2 separate regions of the Homo sapiens genome follow, and region 2 is linked to region 1. The links are chromatin loops, found by intact Hi-C in ENCODE. Cell type or tissue: heart right ventricle. All regions are shown on one strand. Links, peaks and the distances in the headings refer to the core of each region. The heading gives the core; the rest is flanking DNA. Region 1 overlaps PAFAH2 (platelet activating factor acetylhydrolase 2). Region 2 has its middle 17 kb from the start of MIR3917.

Region 1 (5,377 bases), core at 171-5,170:
TAGCTTCTTTTTCAAAAGAATTGGGTTTGTTTTTAAATTTGCTAAAAAGAAACAAAATGAAGATGCTATCTGTAGTAGAAAGAAAATAATTTCTTATCTTTCAAAGTTAAATAGAATGATGTTAGGATTGTTGAGACCAGACAAGTGGCAGCTGACAACCAGGAGACTGTGTGTTGTTATCATCGTTCTGCTTGTGACTCTGAGCAGCTCACTTAATCTCTCCGGACCTTGGTGTCTTCCCTGGTAAAGCACGTGTATGTACGCGGAGAAGGGGAAAACGATTGTGGAGGGGATTGACGGAAATGCTCCCTTAGGTCTCTTCTTACCCAGACATGCTTTGACTGGAACTCCTGAATCCCTCCCAGAGCATCTTAAAGGAAGCAGAATAATTTAATCATTAACATGTGGACCCCAGACTCAGTGTGTATCCATTTAGATGCTTTTGGTTACAACCAAAAGAAATCTAACTTCAGTTGGTTTAACCAAGAAAGGGAACTTACTGACTCATGTAACTAGAAAGTCTAGGAGTGGGTCAGGTTTCAGGTATGGTCTAATCTGTGGATTCTTAATGTCTTCACAAATGGGCCTCTATTTCTCTGTGATTCTTCTGGTTTTCCCATCCACCATGGGTATCTTCATCCTCAAGGTGGCAAAAGTGGCTGCTGTGGTTCAAGGCCACTTGACAGGTGACATCTGCACATCACACTAGTCCAACACAGGAAATAACTTTTCTCCCCTCAACCGTCATACCAAAGTCCCGGGTTTTACGCCTATTGGACCAACCTAATGCCATACGCGCACTTTTCATCCAAATACTGACCGGAGAATAAGAAGGACTGATTGGCTCCGGTTAATTAAGGCTCAACTCCGGAGGTTAAGGAGGGGTCAGCCCCACCCAAATCACAAGGCAAGGGACACTGGGAAGTTTGACATTCTCATGTTACAACCACATTGTCCATGATCGAATTCTGGCTCTGCTCGCCATATGTTATTGGGTAAATTGCCTTTGTCAAGCATCTGTTTCCTCATCTGTAAAATGAGATAATAATACGTATCTCAGAGGACTGTTGAAAGAATTAAATAAAATAATATGTGAAAAGCACTAAACATAGTTCCTGGCACAGAGTAAGTATGATGATGATGGTGGTGTTGGAGATGATGAAACTGAAGAGGGTTAGGGGAGCACTGGCACCAGTTTAGGAAGCAGCTGAGCCGTAGGAATGTTATCTAGTCAGGAGTGTGCATGCCTGTCATGCTGAAAGCATCTGTTTGATCTACTGCCCACATCATACTTTTCCCTACCTCTGCTTTTTTTCCTCTTAGGATTTTTTCTATAAGTGCTTTCTTCCTCCTCCCCTGCCTCTCAACTTCCTCATCTTTAAAGGCCCAGCATAAGTGCTACCCCATATTCAGTAGTTTAAAAGCTGGGTGTGGTGGCTCTTACCTGTAATCCCAGCTACTTGGGAGGCCTAGGCAGGTGTATTGTTTGAGCCCAGGAGTTTGAGACCAGCCTGGACAACATAGCAAGACCCTGTCTCTCAAAAAAATCAAACGGTTTTAAGAAAAAGCTTAGTTCAGTAACTTTGCATCTGTATAACTGAATCTCCCCCTGAGCAGGATCAGTAATGGTTAAGAACTTAGCTTCCGGATTAGGCAGAGATGGGTTTGCCACTGGGTAACTTGGGAAGGTTATTCAACCTCTTTATGCCTTAGTTTCCTCATCTGTAAAACAGGGTCTTTTGTTTGTTTGTTTGTTTTTTGAGACAGGGTCTCACTCTGTCACCCAGGCTGGAGTGCAGTGGTGCAATCTCGGCTCACTGCAACCTCTGCCTCCCAGGTTCAAGCGATTCTCTTGCCTCAGCTTCCTGAGTAGCTGGGACTATAGGTGCCTGCCACTGCACCCGGCTAATTTTTGTATTTTTAGTAGAGACGGGGTTTCGCCATGTTGGCCAGGCTGGTCTTGAACTCCTGACCTCAGGTGATCTGCCCGCCTCGACCTCCCAAAGTGCTTGGATTACAGGCGTGAGCCACCGTGCCTGGCCAAAACAAGGTCTTAATAGTACCTACCTCAGGCCAGGCGCGGTGGCTCACGCCTGTAATCCCAGCACTTTGGGAGGCCAAAGTGGGTAGATCACGAGGTCAGGAGATCAAGACCATCCTGGCCAACATGGCGAAACCCCGTCTCTACTAAAAATTAAACAAAAAATTAGCTGGGCATGGTGGCACGTGCCTGTAATCCCAGCTACTCAGGAGGCTGAGGCAGGAGAATCGCTTGAACCAGGGAGTCGGAGGTTGCAGCGAGCAAGATCATGCCACTGCACTCCAGCCTAGCAACAGAGCGAGACTCCGTCTCAAAAAAAAAAGTACCTACCTCAGAGAGTGGTTGAGACAATGAAATGATGCAATGTGTATAGTGTCTATAAAGAGGTCAGTACAGTGCTAACCGTAAATAATGGATCTTAGTGGTTACTATTAGCCTCAGGAGAGCAAGGTCTGTGTGACAGTCTCTGCAGCAGTAGCTGCTGGATAAACATACGTTAATGGGCTGTAAGGAGTATGGATGGCTCTCTTTCGTCTTCCAGCCATCTCCTCACCCTAGCAAAATAAAAAACAACCCCCAACCTTGGCAAAGGCAATGTAGCAAAGTAGTAGGTGCAAGATTTAATGAGCGACGGCAGGGAGGATGAGGTGCTAAGGAGGGGTGGACAGGGTAACAGATAACACATTTCAGCAACAGGAAGCCGAGAGGAAACCAGCAAGCGGCTGCTGTTCTGTGTTCCCCCATCCAGCCAGCAAGTTCAGCTCCGGCAAGTCATTTGATTCACCCGGTGATGAAATGGGGGTCAACCAGTCTGTGGGCTTTCCACCTGTCACAGGACCCCACCTCGTAGGCTGTGGGGATGTGATGGAGGGTCAGAATCTCCAGGTAAGTGTCCCCAGCTCCCTTTCTTCTGTTTGCACTGCTTCTGCCGGCACCGTGACTTACTGATCACAAGTCTGATCCTGTATTCCCACGGTGGGGAAAATGAATTAGAGCGGGTCTGGATTTGGTTATCAAGCCCCCAGGTCTGTCTTCCTGAGCTTTTTCTTCCTCTTTCCAAACATTAGAAACATCCCAATAGACAGAGATAATGCGTTCATTTTCCACCTAGGAGGAAAGGGGGGACTCTAGCTTTAGAGGCAGCTCGCAGATCCTCTCACCTTTCTTGAGGGCAGATGCCTGATCTTGGAAGGGTTTTAATCGTATCATAATCTGAGTGTGTGAGAGAAAGAGCCATGGGCGTGTGCCTTTGGCCTTGGACTCCCTGACCTGGGTAGGGGGACAGCTTCCTTTTCTCTCTCCTGCCTTGATCTGTTTTCCCCTCCTGCTTTGACTTCTGGACTGGTCCTCTATCTTATATATATGTATATATAGTAGAGACGAGGCCTTGCTATGTTGCCCAGGCTGATGTCTAACTCCTGGCCTCAAGCGACTCTCCTACCTCGGCTTCCCAAAGTGCTGGGATTACAGGCATGAGCCACTGTGCCTGGCTTAGTTCCTAGGTCTTTCTCTGCTAGCCCTTGGACTTCCTGTCTCCCTTGAGAGGCACACACTTCCTAGTAACCCCTCACCTACTCCCATGTAAAATGAGTGTGCTGTTGCTTCCCAGGGGCTGTCCTAGAGCAGAGTGGCCTGGATGAGCTACCAAGGCCACCCTGTTCAGCACGAGAACTAATCTCTAACTCCTGGGGCTCCTCTAGGCCTAGGTTCAGGGCCAGATTTAAATCTTTCATTGTCCCAAGCACTCAAATATTTTTGGTGCCCCCTCCCACAATGTAATTCAAAATACAGTTGGCTATTTGAAATAACGTAAGCTTTACATATATGCTAAAAATCAAATTGCTTCTTTCCAGATTTCTGAATGTGAAATTCAGGCATGCTAATTGAAACTTCAGTTTCCCTGTTTTGGTGCCCTGTTTTGCTGGTGCCCCAAACACCTGCTGAGTGTGGCTGTTGGGAAATCTAGCCTGGGCTCCTTGCTCTGAGCAGCTGCTCTCTTCTTTCCTACAGGGGAGCTTCTTTCGACTCTTCTACCCCTGCCAAAAGGCAGAGGAGACCATGGAGCAGCCCCTGTGGATTCCCCGCTATGAGTACTGCACTGGCCTGGCCGAGTACCTGCAGTTTAATAAGCGCTGCGGGGGCTTGCTGTTCAACCTGGCGGTGGGTAAGGGCTGGCCTGACCTCTGCATGCTTTCCCAGTTGCTTGGTTATGTTCCTGGGAGATCCCCAGGTGGACGCAGTACCTTATAGCCTGCAGTGTCCAGGCTTTTGTAAGGGGCATCCATTAGCCAGTGTGGTATGGAGAGTTGGGAGAGAATTACATATGAAAGAGCTTTGGTGACTGAGTTAGACTTTCCTGGATTCAAATCCAGACTTTATAAGTTACTAGCCATGGGGTTTGGGCAAGTTACTGAACCTGTCTAAATACATGTCTTTGGGGGTTTGTAGTACGGGATGTACGTAAAGCCTCTAATGCGGTGCTTGGGACATATAATGTGTTCCATAAATGGCACTGATTGCTCCTTTGTTTAGCATGTATTAATTCCTACTCTGTGCCAGCTATTGTGTGTATCAAAGAAAGATTCTTAACTGTCAAGGAGCGTACAGTTTCCTGCAGTTTTCCCTCCAGTCACCCCTCTTCTGAGTAGGGTAACATTGAGTCATCCACTTCCCCCAAAGGTCCCACACCTAGGAATTCCACCCAGTGCCTTGGCATCTCAGCAGTTTACCCCGGGTTCAGTACTGCCACTTTGGACTTAGCTTCCCATTTTCTTTTCCTTTTTTTTTTTTTTTTTTTTTTTTTTTGGTGAGATGGAGTCTTGCTCTTGTTGCCCAGGCTGGAGTGCAATGGCACAATCTCAGCTCACTGCAACCTTCGCCTCCAGGGTGCAAGTGATTCTCCTGCCTCAGCCTCCTGAGTAGCTGGGATTATAGGAGCCCGCCACCACGCCCAGCTAATTTTTGTATTTTTAGTAGAGACGGGGTTTCACTTGGCCAGGCTGGTCTCTTGACCTCGTGATCCGCCCTCCTTGGCCTGCCAAAGTGCTGGGAATACAGGCGTGAGCCACTGCGCCTGGCTTAGCTTCCCATTTTCTGTTGTGTTCACTCTTCCTAGGGAAGAAAGGGAGAAGAAATAGGTGATTAACTGCCCTGAGCTGCTCAGGGGCCGATGGTGGTTCTCCAGAGGGGAGAAACACATGTCCCCACCCATACCTATACTCAGGCTGCCCTTGGGATAACAGCTTTGGGGCAGCCAGATATTCTATAGCCCATGTCTCTGCTAGGATCTTGTCGCCTGCCTGTTAGCTGGAATGGCCCCTTTAAGACAAAGGACTC
Region 2 (5,377 bases), core at 231-5,230, 68 kb after region 1:
GCAATCTCGGCTCACTGCAGCCTCAACCTCCTGGGCTCAAGCGATCTCCTGCCTCAGCCCCTTGAATAGCTGGGACTACAAGCACGCGCCACTACATCTGGGTAATTTTTGTATTTTTTGTAGAGATGGGGTTGTAATTTTTGTATTTTTTGTAGAATTGATGTTAACCCATCAATTCTACTTCTAGAAATAAACCCTGCATAAAGAGCTGTACGCCAGTCTGGGCAACATGGTGAAACCCCATATTTAATTAATAAGGAAAATTATCTTTAATTTTCCTAAATACTGTGGGGATTTATTTTTAAGTTAAAAAAAATCTTAGCCACAGAGGCCCATTACAAAAAAAAATTGAAAACTACAGAAAGCTACAGAGGGGCCAGGCGCAGCGGCTCACACCTATAATCCCAGCACTTTGGGAGGCCGAGGCAGGCAGATCACAAGGTCAAGAAATCGAGACCATCCTGGCCAACATGGTGAAACCACGTCTCTGCTAAAAATACAAAAATTAGCTGAGCGTAGTGGCATGCCCTGTAATCCCAGCTACTCGGGAGGCTGAGGCAGGAGAATTGCTTGAACCCGGGAGGTGGAGGTTGCAGTGAGCCGAGATCGTGCCACTGCACTCCAGCCTGGCGACAGAGCAAGACTCTGTCTCAAAAAAGAAGAAAAAAAAAAAGAAAAGAAAGAAAGCTACAGAGGGGGGAAAAATATCACTCACAGTGTCTCTGTCCAGCAACCACAATTGTTTACTTTTTGGCATGTTTTCTTCCATTATTTTTTTATGCCTGCTCCTGTTACAGTGGTCAGAGACTGGGTCTCCCTATATCACCCAGGCTGGTCTCAAAACTCCTGGCCTCAAGTGATCCCCCTGCCTCAGCCTCCCAAGTACTGAGACTGTAGGCGTGAGCCACCATGCCCAGCTTGCATACACAATTTTCTATCTAGGACTTCATTACTTAATGTTATAAGCATTTTCCCATGTCAATAAAATTTTTTATAAACATTCTTTTTATGATTTCATGGTAGGCAGTACATGTACATACCATAATTTTCTTATCTGTTCCTCTGTTGTTGGGCTTTTAAGTTGCCTACATCTTTTTCCTGTACGATAACACCTCAGTGAATATCTTCTTGCATAAATCTTTGTCTGAAATCCATTAACTTCCTTAAGCTAGATTCCAAAAAGGAGAAGTACTGGGTCTAGAGGCAGGGAATTTATTTTTTTAAGTTGAATTTCGAATTGTTGTTATGTAAACATGGCACACAATTCCAAAGGTACTAAAGGTTACACAATAAGAATAATAATTCTCCTGCTTGGTCGTTTAGCAGTGATTCCTTCTTTTTTTTTTGCTTTTTTCTTTCTTTTTTTTTTTTTTCACTTAAAGGCTAGTGTGATAGTTAGGTTTTTCTTCTTAAAGGCAATGTGGTTGCCTGTTTTCTTCATGTGTATATTTCTTATGGGGGAATCTATATATTTAAATATATATATTTTAAAATATAGATCCCTTTTTCATATAGAAACAGTAGCACATCAGATACTTTTGCACTTTCCTCTTTTTGCTTAATATTTCTTGATGATTGCTCTATACATAAAATAGAGAACTGCCTTATTTTCTTAAAATATTGCATAGAATTCCTTTAAATGGAAGTGCCAGATTAAATTAATCAATTCTATTGATACATTTCTGGGTTGTTTTTCATCCTTCGCTCCTGAAACAGTGCAGTCATGAACGTCCTTACGTGTGTATGCCATTTTGTATATGTGCAAGCACACCCATCTCTACAATGGATTCCCTTAAAAGGAATTGCTGGGTCCCAGGGATTTTACATGTGGAAAACTATTGCTATCTCCACAGAGGGTGGCCATTTCCCGAGTAGAGGATACGCACAGTTTTTAAAGCTCTCGATAGAAATGGCACTACTGCTTTCCAGAAAAGTGTTCGTTACCTGTTTACACTCTCATTCGCGCGCTGCTCCCTCCTCCCACGGACCTGCCTGGCTGACAAGTTAAAACACACACACACACACACACACACACACACACACACAAAACGGTATGGAGATGTCTGCAGGGTTTATTCTCAATAGTCATTATTTCAAAAGGATCTGTGAAAGATTAGCAAAGGTTTGCAAATATTTAACTTTTAGACCCTTTCTAATACAAAAATATTTAAAACCCAGGATCTGAATTTCCTAGCCCTCGTTTTTTCCACGCGTGACCTTGGCAAATGACTTCTCCTTTCCAAGCCTGTCATGTCTTACAATTGTCGTGGGGAGGAAGTGAGATATGACACTCAGTGAAGTGCTTGGCACACAGCAAGGACTCAAAAGTTGGTCGCTGGGAAGAAATGGTGGTGAAGGAAAAAGCGCCAGCCCTCCGAGTCGTCCCAGCGGTCAGAGGAAGGGAGCCAGCCTCCCAGGCTCCAAAAATTGGGCTGGGCGGTGCCGGCGGCTTTTGTTCTTTCCCTCGAATTCTCTCGCTGGTCTTTCCTTCCTTGAAGAGGAAAACGGAAACCTGCGACCAGCTCCCGGAGAGAAACACCCAGACCAAGACTGGCCCTTAACCGGGGATGGGGCCTAGGGGCTGGGTCCTCTCCCGAGTCACTGAATCCACTTCGGGGAAGCCCTAGCAGACTTTGGTCCGCACCCGGAGTGGAGGACCAGGTTCCTGCCGCGGGCGTCCCCAGCCTGCTCCGAGACCCGGAGTGCCAAGTGCTTCCATCCCTAGTCGTTTCTTACTCAATCCTAGTTCTTCCTGAAGCTAACGGCAGGCACTGGCCGCGGCGCCTCCCGGGCGGGCACCTCCCAGCGACCTGGGTGGGCGCGGCCGCGTGCGCCCGGGGGTCTGGGCTTCTCCGCCACTCGCGAACGCGACCTCGTGCGGTTTCCCGCAGCCCTGGCTCCCCGCCAGCCAGAGACCCCACCCGCTCCCAGGTCCCCGCGAGCTGCCGGGAGGGGACGTCGCGGCACGTGTCAGTACTGCGGTCGGGCTTGCACCTCCGCCCGGATGCGGATTGGCCCTGGCGGGCTCCGCACCGCCAGTGAGCCCGGCCTTCTCTTCTCCTAGCACAGAGCTGCTGCCCTGAAAAATCAGCTGTTAGAGACGCCATTTCGGTCCCCACCCTTGTCTCAGCCAAGGAAGAGCCAATCACAACGCTTGTGTGTCGCTGTGCAAGCCGCAGGTGGGGTGGGAGAGCAGATCCGTGGAGCGCAGCGAAGCCATTTTCTGGAGGATTCGCAGTCATGTCCACTGCTGCTGGATAACTTCCACTGATGGTGGGATAATCACCATGTTTAATTTCAGCCATTCCCTCCCCGCCAACTCCCTCTCACACCGTGGCCTTTCCTTTCCCCAAGCGATGTGGGGTCTAGTCTTGACCCTGAACCTAACCCACTCTGTGACCCAGCCTCAGGCCTCGGTCTTTTCAGCTACAAAAATGCAAGGAAGGAATAAAATTAGACAATGGCAAATATTGGTGAGGTTATGGGGAAATGCATTCTCTGGATTTGTCTTTAAACTGGAAATATTCATGACATGTGCCAGATAATCCTATGTCTTGGTCTCTACCCTAGAAAAATATTTGCACATGTACTCAGGAAGGCTGTCTCTTGCGGGACCATATCTAATAACAAACCACTGAAAAGAGCTCAAGGGCTGTCCATAGGGAATGAATGAATACAATGGGGTCTATCTACATAACGGGTCACTGCATCACAGAAGGAATAAGCCAGATCTATGCATGCAGAGAAATGGATAGAGCTCTAAAATATATTAAGTAAAAGTAGAAAGTTGCACAATAATGCATACAATATAATACAATTTTTGTAACATGTTAAGCAGAACTGTGGATTTTCTGTGATTACATTCAAACAGAACATAAAAGCATTTTTTAAAAAATAACTGAAAAATTATTTTCAATTCAGTTCTTTTCAGTTCAGTTCCAGTTCACTCCTAATTCATCTGAGTGGCTGTCTCTGGAGAGAGGGGCGGGGAGTTGGGATAGCAAGTGGAGATGAGAGGCAACTTCAGCTTTCTTTGTAATATTCTAATTTTATTTTTTAAAATGAGAGCCGGGTGCAGTGACTCACCCCTGTAATCCCAGCACTTTGGGAGGCCAAGGCAGGCAGATCACGAGGTCAGGCGTTCAAGACCAACCTGGCTAACATAGTGAAACCCCATCTCTACTAAAAATACAAAAATTAGCCGGGCGTGGTGGCGCCTGTAGTCCCAGTCACTCGGGAGGCTGAGGCAAGATAATCGCTTGAACCCAGGAGGCGGGGGTTGCAGTGAGCTGAGATCGCGCCACTGCCATCCAGCCTGGGTGACGCAGCGAGACTCTGTCTCAATAAATAAATAAATAAATAAATAAATAAAATAAAAATGGCAGTACATTAATATATTACTTAAGGAATTTTAAGCTGCATGTTCATGAAATACTGGAGACAAGTATGTCAAAATGTAAACAGTGGTTTAATTCCAGGTGATAGGAAATATGAATAATTGTTATTTTCTTCTTTGTACTTTTTGGGTTTTTAGTTTTTCAACATGCAGGGAAGGGATTCAAGAGTGACTGTGTGACCCATCAGGTCCCTCAGCTCAAAGAACCTGCAATGTTGTGATTCTAGATGGTCATCCTTAAAGTCCTAGCTCCCCGCCCAACCCCAAAGGGCTTACACATTTTGCAGGGCAGGGGAGCCTCAACACTGGCGCTCCACTGGGGAAAGTTCTTGGCTTCCACCAGGAAAGAATTCAAGGGTGAACTAGTGGTAGAAGAAAACAGCTTTATTGAGGCAGCAGTGTTACAGCTCCGTGACTGTTCCCACTGAGGAGAGAGTGGAGTCTAGCAGCTCAGGGGCAGTTCTGCAGTTTCATTTATATCCACTTTTAATTACATGCAAATTAAGGGGCAGGTTATTCAGAAATTTGTTTTTATTTGAGACACAGTCTCACTCTGTCGCCCAGGCTGGAGTACAGTGGTACAATCTCGGCTCACTGCAACCTCCACCTCCCGGGTTTAAGTGATTCTCCTGCCTCAACCTCCAGAGGTGCTGGGATTACAGGTGTGTGCCATCATGCCTGGCTAATTTGTGTATTTTTAGTAGAGATGGGGTTTCATCATGCTGGCCACGCTGGTCTCGAACTCCTGACCTCGTGATCCGCCTGCCTCAGCCTCCCAAAGTGCTGGGATTACAGGTGTGAGTCACCGCGCCTGGCCGGTTATCCAGAAATTTCTAGAAAAAGGTGGTAACTTCCAGGTTGTTGCTAGGGAATGGGTAAACTGTCATGGCACTGGTAGGCACGTCAGCCAGTCTTAAATCTCATTCAGTGTCGAGTCCTGCCTCCTACCTCACAAGGAATGGCCTTGGTGCTGCTGCCCCA

What was found. Peaks named below come from ENCODE experiments on the same cell type or tissue, not always from the same donor. Only the 100,000 strongest peaks of a DNase experiment are listed, where the experiment ranks them.
Region 2: a loop joins it to region 1, with 2.0 times the contacts of the local background. A loop is called at or near these places in 8 of 110 quality-filtered maps.

What each region holds. Positions count from the first base shown.
Region 1 is chr1:25,988,276-25,993,652 of GRCh38, reverse strand. It overlaps PAFAH2 (platelet activating factor acetylhydrolase 2), which reads left to right. Exons shown (of 11, transcript NM_000437.4): 2 at 2,790-2,926; 3 at 4,052-4,205; 4 at 5,326-5,377. The coding sequence starts at 2,837. Among named protein-coding and RNA genes, the nearest start is that of PAFAH2, 7.1 kb to the left of the region's middle. RefSeq lists an enhancer at 1-82. In heart right ventricle, for the core only: no CTCF peak of the experiment used is centred there; a DNase peak (open chromatin) is centred at 2,755; H3K27ac peaks cover 1,809 bases.
Region 2 is chr1:25,920,385-25,925,761 of GRCh38, reverse strand. No RefSeq gene overlaps it. Among named protein-coding and RNA genes, the nearest start is that of MIR3917, 17 kb to the right of the region's middle. In heart right ventricle, for the core only: a CTCF peak has its summit at 3,123; DNase peaks (open chromatin) are centred at 2,621 and 2,961; H3K4me3 peaks cover 1,450 bases; H3K27ac peaks cover 1,611 bases.